2 separate regions of the Homo sapiens genome follow, and region 2 is linked to region 1. A link is an interaction called in ENCODE POLR2A ChIA-PET data of the cell type or tissue named here. Cell type or tissue: GM12878. All regions are shown on one strand. Each heading gives the region's core, and the rest is flanking DNA. Links, peaks and the distances in the headings are about the cores only.

The links. ChIA-PET counts read pairs that join two places held together with the same protein. Peaks named below come from ENCODE experiments on the same cell type or tissue, not always from the same donor. Only the 100,000 strongest peaks of a DNase experiment are listed, where the experiment ranks them.
Region 2: POLR2A ChIA-PET joins it to region 1 with 10 read pairs; 2 of 35 experiments call an interaction of 5 or more read pairs at or near these places.

What each region holds. Positions count from the first base shown.
Region 1 is chr5:10,623,279-10,631,671 of GRCh38, reverse strand. The region is part of intron 2 of ANKRD33B (ankyrin repeat domain 33B); the gene reads right to left. Among named protein-coding and RNA genes, the nearest start is that of ANKRD33B, 63 kb to the right of the region's middle. RefSeq lists enhancers at 48-127, 1-170, 158-297, 3,729-3,778, 3,799-4,078. In GM12878, for the core only: a CTCF peak has its summit at 3,601 (motif pointing right); a DNase peak (open chromatin) is centred at 3,781; H3K4me3 peaks cover 1,765 bases; H3K27ac peaks cover 5,024 bases.
Region 2 is chr5:10,680,926-10,689,137 of GRCh38, reverse strand. DAP (death associated protein) reads left to right here. Exons shown (of 4, transcript NM_004394.3): 3 at 5,567-5,609; 4 at 7,969-8,212. The coding sequence ends at 8,082. Among named protein-coding and RNA genes, the nearest start is that of DAP-DT, 76 kb to the left of the region's middle. RefSeq lists enhancers at 3,904-4,213, 4,314-4,393, 6,893-7,393. In GM12878, for the core only: no CTCF peak of the experiment used is centred there; a DNase peak (open chromatin) is centred at 3,907; H3K4me3 peaks cover 1,265 bases; H3K27ac peaks cover 3,009 bases.

The DNA.
Region 1 (8,393 bases), core at 118-8,117:
TTCAATGCTTCTCCCATAGCTTATGGAATATGTGTATTGAGCCACCTCCTTCAGCATGCATTGTTCTTCTGTCTTGTTCTTCTGCCCCTGGAAGGGTCTGTTTCTGGCTTCTGGCCAGAGGCGCTGCTTCCCTGCCACAATAGCCACCCTGCAGGCTGCAACCCTTTATGAGAAGAAAGCTCTTCTTTCCAAGTTTATGAACCTCGTCAATCCTCAGTTCACTTTTCCTATTGAAAACGCAGGGGATTCTCCTCTTGCTGAAGGAGGCTTATCCCTGCTCCTCCCCTCCTGTGCTTGACAGCCACTCCCTGCCCACTGCTGTGGAATATTTATCAGATCCCTCCTGTTTCTCATCAACCTCTCATTCCTTGCAGACCCACTTCCCTCAGAATGCTGTTGGGGCTCAGAAAGCAATACCCCACAGTGAAGGCCTCAGAAGCAAAGGTTTCTCTCTGCCCTCCTGCCCTCCCATGTCTCAGTCCCTTCTTCCCTGAGGCCAGCCATCCAAACTGGAATCCCTCTTCCCCAAGGCAGATCTTTGAAACCAGAACCCCTTTTCCCTAAGGCCAGCCTAAAGGTTCCCTAAAACCTAAAAATACTGCCCTAACATAAAGAAATTATCTGACTTGCCATGTCCGACTGTAGGTCATAAGACCCCTGTTCCAGGGAGAGTCACTCCCAGAAGGAAGAAGTGCTGCTCAGAGAAACCTAGAAGAATCGAGGAGACAGGCAGGCCTGTGGGGTTTCCCCACTCAGTCTATTTATTAGCATTATATTTCTTCTTCTTTTTTTTTTTTTTTTGACACAGTCTCACTCTGTCACCTAGGCTGGAGTGCAGTGGCGCGACCTTGGCTCACTGCAACCTCAGCCTCCTGGGTTCAAGCCATTCTCCTGCCTCAGCCTCCCAAAGTGCTGGGATTCTAGGCATGAGCCACCGTGCCTGGCCTGTCCAACTATATTTCTACATAACTGTCCACACTTTGTTGAACCTAAGCAGAAAAATGGAAAATTCCTCCTGCATTTTTGGGTTTTCATTCCGAAGGCTCCCATGTACGCATGTTATGGGAACATGGCCTCTTTTGTATGCCTCTTCTCTTATTCACCTGCCTTTTGCAAGTTGATTTTAGTGAACCTTCAGAAGGCCCTTAGTTCCTACAATGCACTAATGGCCCATCTTCTTCACACTGCCCTTTGTTAAGTGACTTCCCAGTTCTCTGTCTAGTGGAACCTTGGCCGATGGGATGTTTGCAGGCGTGATGGAAGCAGAAGGTTGAAATGTACTTATCCAGACTTTCATGCATGTTTGTGCCTCAGCTGTCTCCCCAAGAAGAGCATGCCCAGGCTGGCTCGCTGCTCCCAGGAAGAGGATGAGTAATGCATGCAGCAGAGCTGCCCCAGCCGAAGTGCCCAAGAACAGGTCCCCGACTTGCCCACAGACTTGAGCAAGGACAGTTTAGATCAACAGATCCCCAGCCCATCCACAGATGCATAAGCAATAAAAACATCCCAGAGCATGGGAGTTGTTTGTTACACAGCAATAACTAGCTGACATGCATGCTCAAGGGTCTCTCATCTTAAAAGCATATGTGACTCACAGCAACCCCTGTGGGCCGTCTTCATGTTCCCGCCACCCTCCATCAACCATTCAACTCCGCTTCAGTCCAATTCCAGATCCATCTACTCTCACTGTTGCTAATGACACTCTCTGACTTTGCTGAAACCACCCCCAGCAGTCCCCAGTGACCTTCTTACAATGAGACTCAGTGGTGATTTGTCAGTTCTCATCACATTCAACATCTCCCCAGCATTTCCCACTCACTCCTCTCTTTCATCCTTTCTGAAACACGCTCTTTCCATGGACATGCAGATGCTCACCCTTCTGATTTTCCGCCCTCTCAACATTCTGAGCTCCTGTTCTCTCCTTCCTGAAATGCTGCTGTTCCTCAGCTGCCTGCTAAGCCCCCTCCTTATCTCATACACTCTCCTTTGGTGATCCTATACACTCCTGTGGATCCAAGTTTCAGCTCTAAAGCTTCCACATCAACTCTTTCCAGTTCTATCTCTTTTCTTCAGTTTTTTACCTGAGTATCTGTCTACTGAGTATTTCATCATGGGTATCCTACAAACTCAATGCATCAAACCCAAAACATCTTTCCTCCGAAGCTACTCCTCTCCCACATCCCTTATTCAGTGATGAACACCACCAGTCACCCCATCACCCAAGCCAGACGGCTGGACTCAGTCTCAAGCCCTCCACATCCTCCCTCACCCAAGCAATCACCACATTCTGCCAACTGCACCTCTGACATCACTTGAGCACGGGAATTTGAGACCAGCATAGGCAGCATGGCAAGACCTCATCTCTACAAAAAAAAGTTTAAATTTCCTAAAACTGTCTTTGTTTCTCCATCCCTGACCTGGGCTACCACGTCCCCATGGGGCCACAGCTCCTGTCCTGACTAGCCTCCTTTGTCCCACTTCTGCCCCCATTCATTCTCCACACCAGCAGCACGGTGACACCAACAGGGGCCTCTGACCATCCCCACTACTCATCCGAAACTCTCCATGGGCTCTGCTCTTTAGATGAGGTCTCAACTCTTCAATGAGCTGGTTTTTACCTCTTCACCCTCAGCTCTCACCGCCAATGCCCTCCCAATCCACTTTATGGTCAAACAGCCAGCATTCCGTGTAATTCACTCATGAGCCACACTTCCTCTAATCTAGTGGCCTCTGCACAAGGAGTCCCTCTACCTGGAATATTCTGCCTCCTCTTTTTACTTGGTGACCTGATGAGCCATCCCTTCCAACTCCAGGTCTTCCCTGGTGCCCCTTGACCCACGGTGTCTCATCGTCCACGTTCCCATGCATATATGGGTTCCCACAGCCGCCACAGCCCTCGTTACCCAGCTCACATGCTTAAAACTTCCAACTGACTGCATGCTCTGGGGTGCTCAATAAATATGCATTAGATGAAAAGGCTGAAACATTCCTACCACTCCTTTGGGAAAAGTTTATTTATTGAAAGTATCAGGGTGGGCAAGGTGGCTCGTGCCTGTAATCCCAGCAGAGAGGCCAAGGCCCGAAGAGGCCAGGGAGGCTGAGGCTAGAGGATCACTTGAGCTTAGGAGTTAGATACAAGCCTGGGCAACATGGCAAGATCCCATCTCAAAAAATAAAAATTAGCTGGGCTGGCCGAGCGCAATGGTTCACGCCTGTAATCCCAGCACTTTGGGAGGCCGAAGTGGGTGGATGACCTGAGATCAGGAGTTCGATACCAGCCTGGCCAACATGGTGAAACCCCGTCTCTACTAAAAATACAAAAAATTGGCTGGGCGTAGTGGCAGGCACCTGTAATCCCAGCTACTCAGGAGGCTGAGGCAGGAGAATCACTTGAACCCGGGAGGCGGAGATTGCAGTGAGCCAAGATCACATCATTGCACTCCAGCCTGGGCAACAAGAGCAAAACTCCATCTAAAAAAAACAGGCAATAAACACAAACTGCTCTAAAAATTGGAAAATGTTACAGAATTGGGTTGTCTAAGATTGACTGACTCAAGGCACTCAAACTGCAGTTCTCCAGACCAGGCCAGTAGAGGGAGCTGTCGGCTTTGGAAATATGACATCATACCAGCCACGCGGCATGAACAGACTCCAGGAATTCTTAGCATAAGGCATTTACCATGCAGATGGAGGGGCAGGGTTAGTAGGGGAGGGCAGCATCCCTGCTCTTTGCAGGGCAGGCAGGGGTCTGAAGGAGGAGCCAGGCAAGCCCCAAGCTGGCTGAGGAGCCCTCCTGGCTGGCCAGCGGGCAGGGGTGTGGCGCTGCCATGGCCAATCAGAAGAGCTCAGAAAAGCTCACAGGAAAAGATAAGGCAACGCTGGGAAACCGAGACTCACCAAGTTCTACTCTCTTATTTGAAACGGTATAAACTGAGAAAAAAGGAAGCACTTCAAAACAACATGAACATCACAATGAGATCACACTAAGATCGTGATCGTGTGCACTGCTAATAAAATAAGATAAATAACATGAAGAGGCATTGTTCCTGGGTTCTGACCAAGTCATAAATTCTCCTCTGAACTGGGACTCTCCCCGATTCAGCTCAGGAACCAGGGCTCCCCCGCAGCCCAAACCCACAGCTGCCCCTGAGAATCCCTCCCGTTCTGTCCCCGTCCCCGGGCAGCATCCTGCCAGGCTGGCTCTCAGCACGTAGCCTCAGAATTTTACAATTAAATGCAAGAAATAACAAGTTGCAAGCACACATCAGAGGTTCCTTATACCCAAAACAAGCTTCACGTGCTGTATCCCATCACCAGCTCAAAGAGACCCCTGGCGTTTCCTCACTTTACCACGTCCATGCTATTCTGTTAAAGCACAACAAGGAAACAGAAATAAACACACAACTCTATCCATGGGACTTCTTGTTCCTTTCTTTGGTTATCTTATTTTATTTTTGTTAGTGGAGCGGTGGTGAAAGTTGAAATGACTGGCTAAATGAGACTTAGGGATTACATGGGGATTTATTTTCAAACGTTCTCTCCATTTACAGACCTAGTACAGATTTGGCTGTATTTTTATTGTGCATTAAATAGCCGAGGAAATTAGACTTTTTAGAGAACACTCAAAAGGCAGATGAAGGCATTTGCATCCGAATTCGTACTCATAAATGCTGTGTCCTCCAGAAACCCAGAGCTTCCAACTCTCAGACAACCAACCCAGTTGCCATAGCAAATAATATAAACATATGGTTGCTTTAAGATTGCGCTTCACAATGCTGATTCTGCTTAGTGCGACTGCTGTCTACACAAGCCATCCTCCATCACTGGTTTGGCACGGGCTTGTGACGCAACCCTGGTTGGTGAGATGGCAACGATACTCTGCTGGAGCCTTCTGGAAATGTTTTCCTGTCTTATAAAGGGAAACGCCGACAGGGATTTGCTCCTCTTCCTTGATGTCCCTGAGTGTTGCAACGTGAAGCCGTGGCACTTCTAGCAGCTGGGGCCACCTTGGGACCATGAAGGAAAAGGCGAATGTATTTCTGAGAAGTGGCTCTAGGTCCCAGCATCACCCAGCTACTCAGTGAAGCAACCCTGCAACATCGCCCGCAGATGTCTTGTGTTGCAAGAGAAGGCAGTGTCCTTGTGGTTGAAGCCAAAAGCATCCTAACAGGTACTAGGCTCAAAAGAGAGCTGGGGAAATACAACTGAAAACCAGAGTTTTGGTTCATTTGAGTAGGGAAATACTGAAAAGACTGATCTCAGCCAGGGCTTGCAAGAACACTCTTGGACACTCAGGGGAAAGGAGAAATCGCCACAGCTTTCTAAAGACCACTTGGCAGCTGCATACACTTAAAACAGGCACAGCCCTTGCTGAAGCAATTCTGTTCTAAGAGTGTGTCTGCACATTGCTTCTCCTCTTCCTTGCCCTGCTTTCGGCCTAGGAAGCTGACCTGCACCAACAGCACCTGCCCAGTTTCCGCCCCAATGAGGTTTCTGGGTTGGCTCAGCAGGGGACCAGGGTGGAAGGAGCGGGACATCTGGCCCTGCCTCCCACTCCGGCCCCTGGCTGCGGTTCTAGGCCGAGGCTGCCTCTCGGGTTCCAGCTTCTTGGCCTGTGTCACTCGGGTTCTAGGCCGAGGCTGCCTCTCGGGTTCCAGCTTCTTGGCCTGGGTCACTCTCTGCAGAGTCCCTCCCCTTAATCCTTTCAATGTTGGTTCCCTTAACTCTACCCTTCCCCCCGTAATTGACAGGCCCTCATCAACTCCTCTGTTCAGCCCTCTGAGACCACCTGTCACTCAACATGCTTCAAGCTGCCAGGATCCTAACACGCTGTCCTCAGAGATGCACCCCAGATCCAAAGACTTCACTACAGCCTTGCTGCCGTTGATTAACTCAAAAGCCCACCTGTCCAGTAACTGGGACAGTTAAGTATACCACGGTTCATGCATTTTACACAATATCCTCTTTTCCAACAAATATTTAAGAAGCAAGTACTTCATGTTCAAGGACTGGCCTAAGAGCCGGGTCCACCACAGTGAGTGAAGGCCAGTCATAACGCAGCCTCTCAAATTTGAAGTCTTGGTGGGGAACCGGGCATGAGCCACACATCCCCGTGCAGGAAGGCAGGGCTACGAGCGCCTGGCAGGGCTCAGGGACACCGACACAGCAGGAGCTTCTAGATTAATAACCATGTGAACAAAACCACTAAAAACACAGTCTCAACAGCACTAGCCCAGTCATGTGAATACAAAGCGCACATACATACGTGTGTGTTTGGAAAGGACTGAATGAGGTCTGAAGAGGTGACTCCTGAGTGCTGATAAGGGAGCTGGAATATTTGGAAGACAGAGAAGGGATCTTTTTCTTCCTCCCTGATAATACTTTTGTAGTCATTTTTGGCTGTAAGCAAATATGCATGGACAGCTTTTGAAATTAACAAATCATCAAAGAAATAAAACTGGTTATGAAATTGATTAAAATGGGACATCACCTGATTGGGCCTAAACAGCCTCTTTGGCAAAACAGCACAGGAAAGTCATGAACACATGCTCACCTGCCTTCCTCATTTTCACTTTAATTCCGTGATGCCTCTGTGTCTGTCTGACAACATCTCTCGTGGGGTCTGTGACTCTGCTGGTCTTCAGTGCCCACTGAGAGGGGTCCTTTGCCGTCATCAGGCATAAAATCTTCAAAGCTCTCCATCCTCAATGTGGGGTCCCTGGGCCAGTGGCATCAGCCTCACCAGGAAACCTGTTGATCTGCTCATTCTTGGGCCCCACCCCAGGCCTATTCAAAGAAAGACTCCAGGGGCAGGGCCTGGCAGTCTGTGTTTCCACCAGATCTGTGTTAATGCTCACATGAGCCAGCCCAGGTGATGCTGACGCCGGAGGCGCAAGATTGGGAGCCAGTGTCTAAGGAAACTATGCCCATGGGGACAGGGGCAGCCCCTGGAGGTTCAGAAAGAAATTAGGGAAAATCTCTTCGGCACATTGAGGCAATTAAGACACACACAAGGAAGCTTTTTAATCTGTGTTTGTTTAAATGGTGTAAAGTCCCTCTCCCCTCTGCCTCCGTATGCAACCTCAACAATTCAGTCCCAAAGCCTCAGGCAGCAGCCTAGGTTGGGTGTCCAGGGATCAGAGCCCAGGCCAGAGGGTGGGTGCACACAGTGGCGGCCACAGAGAGCTCAAGCAAATCAGTAAGTAGGGGAAGATAACAAAAGCCAGTAAAAAAGAAAAAAAAGGCCAGGCCCGGCGGCTCACGCCTGTAATTCCAGCACTTTGGGAGGCCAAGGTGGGCGGATCACTTGAGGTCAGGAGTTCAAAACCAGTCTGGCCTACATGGTGAAACCCCGCCTCTGCTGAAAATACAAGAAGTAGCTGGGCACGGTGACTGGCGCCTATAATCTCAGCTACTCGGGAGGCTGAGGCAAGAGAATCGCTTGAACCTGGGAAGCAGAGGTTGTAGAGAGCTGAGATTGTGCCACTGCACCCCAGCCTGGGCGATAGAGCAAGACTCAGACTCAAAAAAAAAAAAAAAAAGAAAAGAAAGAAAGAACGAAAGAAAACAAGAAGTAAAGAAAAAATACATTATAATAATGATTTTATTTAAATTGAAAAGGCAGAGTAAACCCATCTAGGCATCAAATCATTAACAACAGTTATCTCCAGAGAGCAGACTGAAGAGAGGGCTGACAGTGAGGTGGAAGAGGTATTCACCTCTAATTTCCTTGCTCATGTGGGGTCATTTTCCCCCCAAACACTGTGTATTGTATTTTAAAATCAGCCTCCAAGAACATCAGCCAGGCCAAGTGGAGGAAGCAGGATAATGGCTGAGGCCTCTGCCCGCCTCCTCCTGTCCACCCAGGCAGGTTTCCAGCTGTGATGCTGCCCTCAGGATAGCCCAGACCCTGGTACATACCCCGGCCACCCGATCCTGCTACCTGACTTGGACTCCAGCTCTGTCTGGCAGCACGGCTACCCCTGGGTGGGCCAGCTCCCAAGAGAGCTGAGAACACAGGAATCTTCCCTCCTATCCAGCTTCCCACCTGCCACAGTCTGAATGTTTCTGTCCTCCGAAATTCCTGTGCGAAAATCCTGCCTCCAGGATGACACTACAGCAGGTGGCTTTCGGAGGTGATTAGGTCCTGACGGAGGGGTCCTCGTGGTGGGATTAGTGCCCTCACAAAAGAGGCCCCAGAGAGCTGCTTATTTCCTTTATCACAGCCTAAGCAGATGAAGACACCATCTGTGACCAAAGGCAACAGAGAGAAGCCAGGAGTGTGACTAGAACCATCGAGGGACACCACCCAATTTCTGTTCCTTAAGGAAGATGGCAGGGACAGGCCTCTGTTGATGAGGAGGATGGGGTATTACACCTAATTCAGTGAACCC
Region 2 (8,212 bases), core at 213-8,212, 57 kb before region 1:
TGTTCACACACATTTCTCCGGGTACATACTCGAGGCATAGAACCCCACCCTTGTCGTGATCAATGCAGGAGACGCCCAGAGGACAGCACCTCTGAGGAGCACCGAGGGCAGGGAGGAAGGGCGGGACTGTGGCAGGCCCCTGGGCTCCAGACTCCCGTCCTCAGTGCACACAGGGGACCAGTGCTGGAGACAGATTCCTGATAGCCAGGTCCCCCGAGAGCCTCACGTGGCAGCTACTACACAGTGGGGCTGGGCTCAACCAAGGAGCCTGTCAGGAACACCCAACATGGAGGCCTCTCCAGGCTGGCGCCCTACTGCTGGATGGCGCCTCTGCGTCCTGGAGTTCCACTCCACCTCTGCAAAGGGTGGCGTACTCACAGGGTAGACCACCCTCATTGCTGGGGATCTCCTTTAGCCTCCAGAGTCTCCATGGCCATTCAGCAGTTGTGATGGGACAGTAGTTGTGTGTGTGTGTCAATCTTTATAAATACACACGTACAGTAATACAGAAGTACAAGTGATTTTAACTTGTTTTGCTTGTCTGCGTTTCAATAATGAATATGTACAGGCAGACCTCAGAGATATTGCAGGGTCTGCTCCAGGCCACCATAATAAAGCAAATATTGTGATAAAGTGAGTCCCACAACTTTTTGGTTTCACAGTGCATATAAAAGTTATGTTTACCCTCCACTGTAGCCTATTAAGTGTACAGTAGCATTACGTCTAAAAAACAATGCATAACTTAATTTAAAATTTTAAAAATTTAAAAATTCTGTATGCTAATGATCATCTGAGCCTTCAGTGAGGCTCAGTCTTTTTGTTGGTAGAGGGTCTTGCCTCAGTGTTGATGGCTGCTGACTGATTGGGGTGGTGGTTGCTGAAGGTTGGAGTGGCTGTGGCAGTTTCTTAAAATAAGACAACAGGCCAGGTGTGATGGCTCATGCCTGCAATCCTAGCACTTTCGGAGGTCAAGGTGGGTAGATCACTTGAGGCCAGGAGTTCGAGACCAGCCTGGCAAACGTGACAAAACCCTGTCTCTACTAAAAATACAAAAATTAGCCAGGCATGGTGGTGTGTGCCTGTAATCCCAGCTACTCTGGAGGCTGAGGCATGAGAATCACTTGAACCTGGGAGGTAGAGGTTGCAGTGAGCAGAGATCACACCACTGTACTCCAGCCTGGGCAACAGAGTGAGACCCTCTCCCTCTGTAAAAAAAAAAAAAAAAAAAAAAAGACAACAATGAAGTTTGTGACATAGAACATAGATCAACTCTTCCTTTCAGGAAAGAAAGATTTCTCTGCAGCATACAATGTTGTTTGATAGCATTTTACCCATGGTAGAACTTCTTTCAAAAATGGAGTCAGTCATCTCAAACCCTGCCACTGCTTTATCAATTAAGTTTATATAATATTCTATATCCTTTGTTGTTATTTTCAGTGTTTACAGCATCTTCACCAGGTGTAGATTCCAGCTCAAGAAATCACTTTCTTTGCTCATCCATGAGAAGCAACTCCTCATCCCTGAGGATTTTAATCACAAGATTGCAGCCATTCAGTTCCATCTTCAGGCTCCACTTCTAATCCTAGTTCTCTTGCTGTTTTCACCACATCTGCAGTTAGTTCCTCCAGTGAAGTCTTGAACCCCCTCAAAGTTACCCATGAGGGTTGGAATCAGCTTCTTCCAAACTCCTGTTAATATTGATATTTTGACCTCCTCCCATGAATCATGAGTATTCTTAGTGGCATCTATAGTAGTAAATTCTTTCCAGAAGGTTTTCAATTTACTTTGCCCAAATCTACCAGTGGAATTACTTATTTCTTAAATAATAAGACTTGAAAGTCAAAATTACTTCTTGATCCATGGGTTGCAGAATGAATGTTGTTTTAGCAGACATGAAAACAACATTAATCTCCTTGTATACTTGGTCTTGGGTGGCCAGGAGCATTATAAATCAGCAGTAATACTTTGAAAGGAATCTTTTTTTCTGAGCAGTAGGTCTCAACAGTGGGCTTAAAATAAGCAGTAAACCTTGATGTAAACCAATGTGCCGTCATCCAGGCTCTGTCATCCCATGTATAGAGCACAGACAGAGTAGATTTTATGTAATTCGTAAGGGCCCTAGGATGTTTGGAATGGTAAATGAGCATTGGCTTCAAATTAAAGTCATCAGCTGCATTAGTCCCTACTAAGAGTCAGCCTGCCCTTGGAAGCTTTGAAACCAGTCATTGACTTCCCTCTCTAGCTGTGTAAGTCCTAGATGACATCTTTTTCCAATAAAAGGCTGTTTTGTCAACATTGAAAATCTGTTGTTTAGTGTGGCCACTTTCATCAATGATCTTAGCTAGATCTTCTGGAGAACTTGCTGCAGCTTCTTCCTCAGCAGTTGCTGCTTCACCTTGCACTTTTATCTTCTGGAGATGGCTTCTTTCCTTAAACCTCATGAACCAACCTCTGCTAGTTTCCATCTTTTCTTCTGCAGCTTCCTCACCTCTCTTAGCCTTCATAGAACTGAAGGGAGTTAGGGCCTTTCTCTAGATTAGACTTTGGCTTAAGGGAATGTTGTGGCTTGTCTTTTATCCAGACCACTCGAACTTTCTCCATATCAACAATAATGCTCTTTTACTTCCTTGTCACTCACTCCAGTGCTCACTGGAGTAGCATTTTTAATTTTCTCCCATAACTCTTCCTTTGCATTCACAACTTGGCTATTTGGTGCAAGAGACCAGCCTGTCTGAGCTTCCGACATGTCTTCCTCGCTAAGCTGGGTCATTTCTAGCTTTTGATTGAAAGTGAGAGACATGCAACTCTTCCTTTCACTTGAATACTTCCAGGCCATTATAGACCATTGTAGAGTTGTTAATTGCCCTAATTTCAATATTGCTATGTCTCAGGGAATAGGGAGGCCTGAAGAGAAGGAGAGAGACAGGGAATGGCTGGTCAGTAGAACTGTCAGAACACATATGACAAGTATTGATTAAGTTTACCATCTTATATGGGCACGGTTCGTGGTGCCCCAAAACAATTACAGTAGTAACATCAAAGATCAATGACCACAGATCACTGTAACAGACATAATAATAATGAAGATGGACACCCATAGACTTGCTTATGCAGAGTTGCCACAAACCTTCAATTCCTAAAGAAACACATTACCTGTGAAGTGCGATAAGCAGATGCCATAAAACAAGGTGTTTGTTTGTGTGTGTGTGTGTCTGTAGAGGGGAGGGTGTTTATATATGTATATAATTACTCAAGCTTCCTCAGCCACCTTTTAGGGCTCAGTTTGGTGAGGAAGCTAATTCCCTTTATTATGCATGTATTCTTACTAGATTGACTCTCTATGGATGACATTTTATATCAAGTTTCTGGAGTGGGGTGATGTCCTGCATTTCCGCCTTTCAGAGCCTCAGCAGGTTAAAAAACAAATAGGACATGGAGACAGTGGAAGCCACTGTGCACTCCTGCTACGGAAAGACGGCTGTGCCTTGTTGAAGATGATACTATATGATTCGCTACCAGAGTGGGGCCATCCCTGCTTCAGGCTGTTCCTAGATGTTTAAAAGAACATTCCAAACGACGTTAAGAAACTTTGTGCTGCCATTTGTGTATTCCTTTCCAAATCTTTTCTAAAATGTTAGAATTCAGACCACAGTTCCTGAGCTTTGGATGCAAACTCCTTGGCCCTGAATCCCTGGAAGCCCTCCCCTGTGGATGGTATCAGCCATCACAGCAGGATGTGCTTTAAGAATCCAAATGAATTCAGTTATACCACGTGGCGGGACTTTTAAACTTGAGCTGAGCTTACTCATTTCTGGCCGACTATTAATCCTATAGCTAAATCATGTACGTAAAGGAAGGGGAAAAAAATCCAACCTGGGTAACCACACAACAAACACTAAATAAAACCAAGGTAATGTATGGGGCATCTCTGTGCTGCTTAGTAAAACTTGAAGTTTCTTAATGTCGCGAAGTAACAGAAATTACTTGGGGGAATTTCAGGTGTTTTTGGTAAACTCTTTGGGGAAGTAAACAGTCAGTGAACTTTCGGAATGCTGGGACTTTTGACTGCAGCAAAACAAAGCTAAGACAAGTGGATTCCTTAAAAAAGACCACTGGCAGCAGAGGAGAAGCAGAGCTGGGAAGAGACAGGCTGGTGAGCTCAGGGGATAAATTCTACCCCCTCTACCCAGCAGGACTGGCCTTAAGCAAAACTGAACTAAGAGGGAGATGCTTCCCCTCCACCCACCTCCGTGAGTGTCCCCGATCGATCGCGCTGTCCCAGCTGGGCTGACCTTGTATTCACCTCCAGGTCTTGGGTGTCTGTACCTCTTGGTGGAGGCATTTGGAAGTGCACACACCTTGTCCACTACCTCAAACTGTGTCCTGATGTTTTTAAATTATGGCACACGTAGCCATAAAAAATAAGTGTACAGAAGAGTATATAATTACATGGAGAGATGCTTGCCATAGCCTTAGTTCAGAAGGCAGATTACAAAACAGTATAACTATTTTTGTAAGAAAAAAGTTAATAAGAAGACAAGCACGTACATCTGTCCATAGAAGGAAAGCCTGGGAGGATAGCCCCACGTTAACAGTGTGTGTTTCCAGGTGGTAGACCTGCTGGCGATTTGAGCCTGTTTGGGCTTGTCTGTTTTTTCACACTGAGCTGTACTGCTTTGGTACTGCATCCATTCCCTCAATACTCGGCAGTTTAGGTGAGCTCAGTGTGAGTTAACATGTCAAGAGGTGACATGTTTCCCAAGGACCTTATATTTGTAATGCTCAGGGATTGATGGGGACGGGAGGTTTGTGTTGGCTCTAGAATCTCCCCTGTGAGGACGCTGGAAGGGGAAGCCTAGGGTTGAGGAGGCAGTGAGAAAGTCTCCAAGTCCACACCATGTAAAGCTACTTCTCCCCTGCTTTAGGGAAGCGCCTGTTTCACGATCTCATTAAATCCAAATAAATGGGCTTGCCCATAGTTAAAATGTGTTGATTTAACCAAAAAACAAAAATAGGCTGGGCACAGTGGCTCATCCCTGTAATCCCAGCACTTTGGGAGGCCAAGGTGGAAGGATGGCTTGAGGCCAGGAGTTTGAGACTAGCCTGGGCAACATAGCAAGACCCTGTCTCTACAAAAATAAAAGAAAATAGCCAGGTATGATGCTGCACACCTGTTGTCCCAGCTACTCGGGAGACTGAAGCAGGATCACTTGAGTCTAGGAGGTGGAGGCTGCTGTGAGCTATGATCGTGCCTCTGCATTCCAGCCTGGGTGACAGAGACCCTGTCCCTAAAAAAAACACAAATAGAAAGTGGTTGAAGGCAATTCACTCGCAGTTGGCTGCAGTCTGTTTCTCTCTCGTACTTGGGGCTGAACTAGCCTCAGGAGAAGGAGGCTCCCGAGCCCCGTAGTGTGATCATTACAACAAATAACGCAGAGGAGAGGTTTGCTTCCCATTCTGCCTCCACGCCCTCCAGCCTGGCTCATCCACATACACATCGTCTGCCACCGTGTTCCCTGTTGTGGACTGTTTTGTTAAATCTGCCTTTTCCCTTCTTTTTTTCCAGTCCACCTAAACCCACTGTGTTCATCTCTGGGGTCATCGCCCGGGTAAGTCTGGGAGTGTCTGCGGTGGGTTTGAGGCTTTTGCATGGCAGCATGGAGTCTCCTGGTTGCTTCTGGTTTTGTTAAACTCTACCTGGAATAACCCAGCACCACTGCTCATCTCCTCTGTGGCCATGGCTCTCTTCATTGCCGCGTTTCCCCAGAGGCTGCTTCTGCAGACCGCAGGCCAGACTCGCATCCTTTACCTTTCCAGAGCCGCCGTCTGGTGAGACCCAACATTGTGACTTAAGCGCAGACCTCCCACCAGTGAACTCCCATCAGCAAACCCCCGCAGTGAACCCCACAGTATTGCCGTCCATAGGGCTGCTGTTCTCAGAACATTCACTTTCTTATCAGAGGATGCCTGAAGAAAGTGCCAGTGTTGGGGACAGCCCACTGTTGGTGGAGCTGTGACCGCAGCCAGCCAACCTGCCAGCCAGAGAAGTGTGGCTCCAGCCTGCCCATGTGGACCCCACCCTGGCCACACCCACAGTTGGCACAGAAGCCCATTGATCCCTCTGGAAAATAGGGAGTCCCTCCTGAGACTGGACAGGCCGAACCTGGCTCTGTCTCGTAGGCGCCCTGTGCATTTCCTTCCCAGCCAGCGTCCCAGGCCTGGCTCACAGCTGTGGTGGCACATCTGAACTTAAGATCCTGGATTTGGTTCTGTCCTGCCCCCAATTTAAATAGTCACAAATACAGATGTAGCAGAAGAAACCCCGCAGCATCCAAGTCAGTTCTGTGGGAGTCGCATGTTCCTGTGTCTCACGGCATGGGGCAGAGCCAGTGAGCATTCTTGCTGTCCTGCCAGTGTGTGGGCCTCAGTGCCACCTGCCATTCCCTGGTTTTGATTGCCCAGGCCCCCTAACACCCACAAGGGACAGACTTCCACCTTCCTTTATCCATTCACAGTCCACGCCTGCCCTGCAGGGACGCTGGTGGGTGCTGGCCTGGGCTTCCTCACATACAACTGCCATGCTTCCTGCAGGGACGCTGGTGGGCGCTGGCCTGGAGCTTCCTCACCCACAAACCCCATGCTTCCTGCAGGGAAGCTGGTGGGTGCTGGCCTGGGGCTTCCTCACATACAACTGCCATGCTTCCTGCAGGGACGCTGGTATGGGGCTTCCTCACCCACAAACCCCATGCTTCCTCCAGCGACACTGGTGGGCGCTGGCCTGGAGCTTCCTCATATACAACCGCCATGCTTCCTACAGGGACCCTGGTGGACGCTGGCCTGGGGCTTCCTCACATACAAACCCCATGCTTCCTGCAGGGAGGCTGGTTGCTGCTGGCCTTCGGCTTACTCACATACAAACCCCATGCTTCCTGCAGGGACGCTGGTGGGCACTGGTCTGGGGCTTCCTCACCCACAAACACCATGCTTCCTGCAGGGACGCTGATGGGTGCTGGCCTGGGACTTCCTCACATACAAACCCCACGCTTCTTGCAGGGACGCTGGTGGGCGTTGGCCTGGGGCTTCCTCACCCACAAACACCATGCTTCCTACAGGGATGCTGGTGGCTGCTGGCCTGTAGTTTCCACACATACAAACCCCATGCTTCCTACAGCGACGCTGGTGGGCTCTGGCCTGGAGCTTCCTCATATACAACCGCCATGCTTCCTGCAGGGATGCTGGTGGGCGCTGGTCTGGGGCTTCCTCACCCACAAACACCATGCTTCCTGTAGGAACGCTGGTGGGTGCTGGCCTGGAGCTTCCTCTTATACAACCGCCATCCTTCCTGCAGGGACTCTGTTGGGCGCTGTCCTGGGGCTTCCTCACATACAACTGCCATGCTTCCTGTAGGGACGCTGGTGGGCTCTGGCCTGGAGCTTCCTCACATACATACCCCATGCTTCCTGCAGGGACGCTGGTGGGCGCTGGCCTGGGGCTTCCTCACCCACAAACACCATGCTTCCTGCAGGGACACTGGTGGGTGCTGGCCTGGGGGTTCCTCACCCACAAACACCATGCTTCCTGCAGGGACACTGGTGGGTGCTGGCCTGGGGGTTCCTCACCCACAAACACCATGCTTCCTGCAGGGACGTTGATGGGCGCTGGCCTGGACGTTCCTCACATACAACCGCCATGCTTCCTGCAGGGACGCTGGTGGGCGCTGGCCTGGGGCTTCCTCACATACAAACCCCATGCTTCCTGCAGGGGCGCTGGTGGGCCCTGGCCTGGGGCTTCCTCACATACAAACCCCATGCTTCCTACAGGGACGCTGGTGGATGCTGGCCTGAGGCTTCCTCACACACAATTGCTATCCTTCCGCAGGGACGCTGGTGGGCACTGGCCTGGGGCTTCCTCACCCACAAACCCCATGCTTCCTATTGATTAACCTGAGCTTTCCGTGTTTCCTGACAGGGTGACAAAGATTTCCCCCCGGCGGCTGCGCAGGTGGCTCACCAGAAGCCGCATGCCTCCATGGACAAGCATCCTTCCCCAAGAACCCAGCACATCCAGCAGCCACGCAAGTGAGCCTGGAGTCCACCAGCCTGCCCCATGGCCCCGGCTCTGCTGCACTTGGTATTTCCCTGACAGAGAGAACCAGCAGTTTCGCCCAAATCCTACTCTGCTGGGAAATCTAAGGCAAAACCAAGTGCTCTGT